Linked DNA regions of Homo sapiens: region 1 is linked to region 2. Evidence: chromatin contacts called from ENCODE Hi-C or POLR2A ChIA-PET data. All regions are on one chromosome and are shown on one strand. Each heading gives the region's core, a stretch centred on a gene start or an enhancer-like site at or near the end of the contact. The rest is flanking DNA. Distances are from core to core; before and after follow the strand shown.

What was found. A loop is a pair of places that touch in the nucleus more often than their neighbours do. ChIA-PET counts read pairs that join two places held with the same protein, here RNA polymerase II (POLR2A). Pooled maps may share reads with other maps.
Region 1: a map of natural killer cell shows a loop between it and region 2 (9-fold over the local background). The contact joins the promoter of SRSF5 here to the enhancer-like site in region 2. A Hi-C loop is called at or near these places in 9 of 168 maps with a recorded cell type or tissue (CD14-positive monocyte, CD8-positive, alpha-beta T cell, cardiac septum and 5 more) and 21 of 50 pooled maps. POLR2A ChIA-PET finds 5 or more read pairs at or near these places in 24 of 52 experiments (AG04450, BJ, CD4-positive, alpha-beta T cell and 18 more).

Annotation. Positions count from the first base shown.
Region 1 is chr14:69,765,717-69,768,416 of GRCh38, forward strand. SRSF5 (serine and arginine rich splicing factor 5) reads left to right here and starts at 1,426. Exons shown (of 8, transcript NM_001320214.2): 1 at 1,426-1,539; 2 at 2,422-2,566. The coding sequence starts at 2,441. LOC100289511 (a long non-coding RNA gene) reads right to left here and starts at 1,997. Exons shown (of 1, transcript NR_029378.1): 1 at 567-1,997. RefSeq lists enhancers at 1,293-1,342, 1,383-1,432, 1,542-2,306, 2,303-2,352.
Region 2 is chr14:69,714,968-69,717,667 of GRCh38, forward strand. It overlaps SUSD6 (sushi domain containing 6), which reads left to right. Exons shown (of 6, transcript NM_014734.4): 6 at 1-177. Among named protein-coding and RNA genes, the nearest start is that of SRSF5, 51 kb to the right of the region's middle. Within about 2 kb of position 1,309, at least 21 of the 41 ENCODE cell types and tissues checked have a DNase peak (open chromatin) inside an H3K27ac peak, as active enhancers do; they include CD14-positive monocyte, CD8-positive, alpha-beta T cell, dorsolateral prefrontal cortex and 2 more, where a contact is called at or near this core.

The DNA.
Region 1 (2,700 bases), core at 176-2,675, 51 kb after region 2:
ACTTCACTGAGGCTCTTTTTATTTGTACATATAACTATGAATGGACAAGCTTATCCCTTACAAACTATCCAAGTTTCAGTTCTGAGTGCCTAAAGGCCCCTGAGGTCGAGTTAAGGGTCAGTTGCTCTCCTTCCGGAACTACTTTTTCTCTGTTTAACTCTAGTTGCAAGCATGCAACTCCACATTCCAGGCACTTCTCAAAAATGGGGTGCACTGGGTTCTACATAAAAGCATTAAAGCGAAGTTAAGCAATCTCTTTATGCCTAAGTTTCTAGGTCTACCAACCTTATCGGGACAACGCGGGAGTTAATATGGAGGGCTGTGTTTTACACCCACTTTGAAAGCACGGCATTGTCTGTTTCTAAAGAATTGTAAACTTTCATGTGTTACATTACAGAAATCTGAACGGAGAGGATTAACCAAATACCATTTGGACTTAAAAGCAGCTTGAGGCCGGGCGCGGTGGCTCATGCCTGTAATCCCAGCACTTTGGGAGGCCGAGACGGGCCGATCACGAGGTCAGGAGATCGAGACCATCCCGGCTAACACGGTGAAACCCCGTCTCTACTAAAAATACAAAAAAATTAGCCGGTGTGGTGGCGGGCGCCTGTAGTCGCAGCTACTCGGGAGGCTGAGGCAGAAGAATGGCGTGAACCCGGGAGGCGGAGCCCAGATCGCGCCACTGCACTCCAGCCTGGGCGACAGAGCAAGACTGTCTCAAAAAAAACAACAAAAAACAGCTTGAAACCTCTTCCAGCCACTCTCCCAGAGTGACGGACATGCAGAAATCTGTATTCCAGCCTCAATTCAAGACAGCCTTCTAGCTGCAGTCCCATTTTCAACATTTCATCAGTGAAAATCCTTTCATTTAAAAAATACTTCAGTGCCTTAGTCTTCTCACCACAACAAAACCACACAGCTGTGGCATGGTTGAAAAAAGAACTCGAACATCTAGGAGCTCCCTGCTTTGAGGGCAAATTTAAATTGCAAGCAGCAAGAGCTAAGGAAAGGCCAGGTATTTCTGCAAAGCTAAGTTTCTCCTAATTAGTAATCTTCTGGGTGTCTAAGAAAAACTTTAGATACAAGAAGGGTTGCCACTTTTCTCAGGAGACTCTTCTGGGAGAGATGATGATGAACCGAACGCCAAGGACTTAGCAGGGGCGAACGACGTCAACAGATGTCCCTCCAGACTCCGGCACCAGCCGGCCGAGCCCAAACGAGTTCTCGCCCCCGACCCCACCCACCGCGGGAGCAGGGTTCGGTCACTCGCAGTGTCAGAGAGGCCCACATCCTCCTAAATTTCCGGCCCTCCCAAAACTTCCGTCTTCCCTAGGTCCAACGGGGTGGACCCAAGGCCCAGGGGCGTCCCCGGAAGTGACGTAGGACGCGCCCTCCATTTTGTGGAGCGCCAGAGCTGCTAAGTGCGTCAGTTGTGGAGTGGCGTAGACGAGTTAAGTCCTGGTCTGCGTGGAGGTCGACGACTCCGTCGCAGACTACGGACCTGTCTGGGTCTCAGCCGCCAAAGACCCCGTCCGGTAGGTGAGTGGCTCACTTTGAGGGCAAGCCTTCTCGGATCGAGGCTTCTTCATGGCCGCTCAGATCGTGAGCGGCCGGGGCTGCTCTCTTTGCGGAGGATGGCGTCTAATGAGCGCAGTTGATTCGAGGTGGGCGCTGGGGCACGTCTCCCTTTTGGCATACTGTTTGAGGGGTACTGAGGTGAAAGGGCGGTCACTGTTCGGGTCGTTTTTACACAGCGGTTGTGCGCCCGTCCCTGCCAGTCTTAATGTCTTCATCTCCTGGACACGTAGAATAGTGGGCCGGGATCTCCCTGACTTTGCTGGCGATGCGGCTGGGCCTTTTGTAGGGCGGCCGCAGTGACCCCCGAGAAGGGGGTTGCTGGGAGGAGAAGGGAAGAGGGAATTTGGCACGCGCAGCTCTGCTGCCTTTGATTCCACCGCCGCCATTTTGTGGCCGCAGAGCGCCCGCCCGCTGCTGTTGGCGCAGGCGCGGTCGAGGCGTCGCGAGATTCTGGCTTCCACCCGCTGTGACGCGCCCGCGAGGCCGCCATTGGGCTGGCTTTGCGGAGGGCGCGGGCGGCTCCGCCCGCACTTCTCGGCCTTTCCTAACTGCGGCAGATGGGAGGGGGCCGGAGAGCCCGGAGAGTGTGCGGCTGCGCAGTTGGAAAGGTGGCAGTGGGCGTTGCGGTTGCTGCGGTCTGGGCCCAGTAGCGGACCGTGTTGGGAGGGAGCTGGGTTTTCATTTTGTCTGCAGGTAACCTGGCCTCATTAGAGGCTCTGTTGGCAATCTCGTTCATAACATCACTGTGTAAACATTTTATGCCGTTGATGTTTTTGATTGTTTAATCAGGCGTTTCTCTGTGACAGTCATTGCTATTATCTCGATTGAATTACTTTCTAATAGGAAGTACTAGCCGGACATCATGAGTGGCTGTCGGGTATTCATCGGGAGACTAAATCCAGCGGCCAGGGAGAAGGACGTGGAAAGATTCTTCAAGGGATATGGACGGATAAGAGATATTGATCTGAAAAGAGGCTTTGGTTTTGTGGTAAGTATTTAGAACTGGGTGAATTATCTGCTAAGTAGGTAGAGTTTTGATAAGCAGTTGTTTTCGATCTTGAGTCCGGGTGGAATATTTGCCTTCAGAAAATGTTACCCAGCCTTATGTCTGAATTTTATTGA
Region 2 (2,700 bases), core at 59-2,558:
TCAATCAGTTTGGGTTTGCTTTATTTTATTTTATATATATATTTTTTGGTATCCTGTACATTGCAGTGGGTGTGAAGATAGTATTTTAATATTTGTACAAAGTTTAATTTAATTTTAATTGTTCTATGTATATAACTGCATTTCTAAATAATTAAAAAAAAGTTCTTATGAAGGCAATTCTGGGAGATGTGATCCTTCCTGAAAGTTTTTGCAGAAACCTTAGATTGAAAGAGCATATGTGGGCAGGAGGTCATGGAAGGATGAGGCACTAGCTCTGTAGGGAGGGTGCCTGGCAAGAGGTGGAGGAGCCAGGATGGAGAGCACTTTGGGAGGCCAAGGCAGTTGGATCACTTGAGACTAGGAGTTTGAGATCAGCCTGGCCAACATAGCAAAAGTCCATCTCTACTAAAAATACAAAAATTAGCTGGGCGCGGTGGTGCATGCTTGTAATCCCATCTACTTGGGAGGCTGAGGCCGGAGAATCGCTTGAACCCAGAAGACGGAGGTTGCAGCCAGCTGAGATTGCACCATTGTACTCCAGCCTGGGCGACAGAGCGAGACTGTCTCAAAAAATAAATAAATAAAGAAGTCTTGGCCAGGCGCGGTGGCTCACGCCTGTAATCCCAACACTTTGGGAGGCCGAGACAGGCGGACCACGAGGTCAGGAGATGGAGACCATCCTGGCTAACACGGTGAAACCCTGTCTCTACTAAAAATACAGAAAAAAAAAAAAAAAAACCCCGGCATGGTGGCAGGTGCCTGTAGTCCCAGCTACTCAGGAGGCTGAGGCGGGAGAATGGCGTGAACCCAGGATGCGGAGCTTGCAGTGAGTCGAGATCGCACCACTGCACTCCAGCCTGGGCAACAGAGCAAGACTCTTGTCTCAAAAAAAAAAAAACAAAACACAGGAGTCTTGACCACCAAATCTTCAGTATGGTGGGGTGCGGGTGCTTGGGCAAGGGAGGGACAACAGCAAAGGGAGGTTCAAACCGGGCAGAAAGCCACCACAGCTTCAGTGTGGCAAGGAGCACATTTGAAATGAGCTCACAAAAGGAAGGCTTTGGATTATATTCCTGGAAAGGGCAGATGTCTTGGAGCAGACGGGAAGAGAGAAGGAACTGTGGTGATGGCTCCCAAAACACCAAGGGTTTCAGGAAGAAGGCAGTGAGGTCCAAGTTAAAATAAGGGAAGCATTCTATTTATCTGGGGAAACTATGGCAACAGTAGGCATTGCCGGCAGTTCAGTGGGCAGGAGCAGTGAGGAGGGCAGGAACACAGGGAGAAATGGTGGGAATGCATTCAGGGAAGCCAAAAGCAAAAGATAGCTGGCAGCATGCCAGGATTCATGTTGATGCAAGCCAGCGTCTACTGAGTGCTTCCGTATGTACCAGGCGCCCTTCTAGGCTCTTGGCCTGCAGTAACTCCAGATCTGGCAGCTGCACCAGGGGGTGGGCATTCTGATTAACCCTGACTTTGCAGGTGAAGAAACAGGCTCAAAATAGTGTAGCGAAGCTTTATTATAAAGTCACACAGCTCTGAAATGATGGAAATTGGGACTCAAACATGATTGTCTCACAGCCCAGTGTCTTAATATCTGCCTCAAAGAACACTGCCCACAGCATGCAGGCTTCTTTATGTTGCAAGAACAGAAAACCCCACTGGCTTAAGCCACAATGCGCAGCTGATTCAACACCCAGCACCCCACTTCCAGGCTAATTCTACCAAGACCTGGCTTGAATGACATCATTTTCTTTCTCAGAAACTCTTCATGAGTCTTGCTTTATTGTTTAGAGCAGGAAAGAAAATAAACCACAAACCCTCAGTAGTCATTTGTTTCAAATGCCCAGTTTTACAGACGAGGGCACTGATGTGCATGGCTGTACTCTGATTTGATCAAGACCACATGGCTAGTTGGTGGCAGAGCTGGGCTGAAATTCTAAGCCCCTAGTCCAGGTCCAGTGTGTGTCCCTGTCCCACCATCTTCAGCAAGTCCACTCTCTTCTGCTTGGCTTTGGAGCCCAGCCCCATCCTGTTCTCCAACACAACTTCCCTCTGCATCCTGAACACCTATGACTCACTGCGCTAGAGTCACCGTGGCTCCCTTGGCCCTGAATGCTGCTCCTGGAGAGGTTGGAAGGAAGAGCGACACCTGAGGACAAACTCCTGTATTAGTCCATTCTCATGCTGCTATGAAGAAATAACATGAGACTGGGTAATTTATGAAGAAAAGAAGTTTAATTAACTCATGGTTCTGCGTGGTTGGGGAAGCCTCAGGAAACTCACAATCATGAGGGAAGGCTCCTCTTCACAGGGTAGCAGGAGAGAGAATGAGTGCCAAGCGAAGGGGGAAGACCCTTATAAAACCATCACATCGGCCAGGCACAGTGGCTCATGTCTGTAATCCCAGCACTTTGGGAGGCCGAGGGGGATGGATTACCTGAGGTCAGGAGTTCGAGACAAGCCTGGCCAACATGGTGAAACCCCATCTCTACTAAAAATACAAAAATTAGCCAGGCCTGGTGGCTTATGCCTGTAATCCCAGCTACTTGGGAGGCTGAGGCATAAGGATCGCTTGAACCCGGGAGGCAGAGGTTGCAGTGAGCTGAGATTGCGCTACTGCACTCCAGCCTGGGCAATAGAGCGAGATTCAGTCTCAAACAAACAAAAAACAAAAACAAACCATCACATCTTGTGAGAATT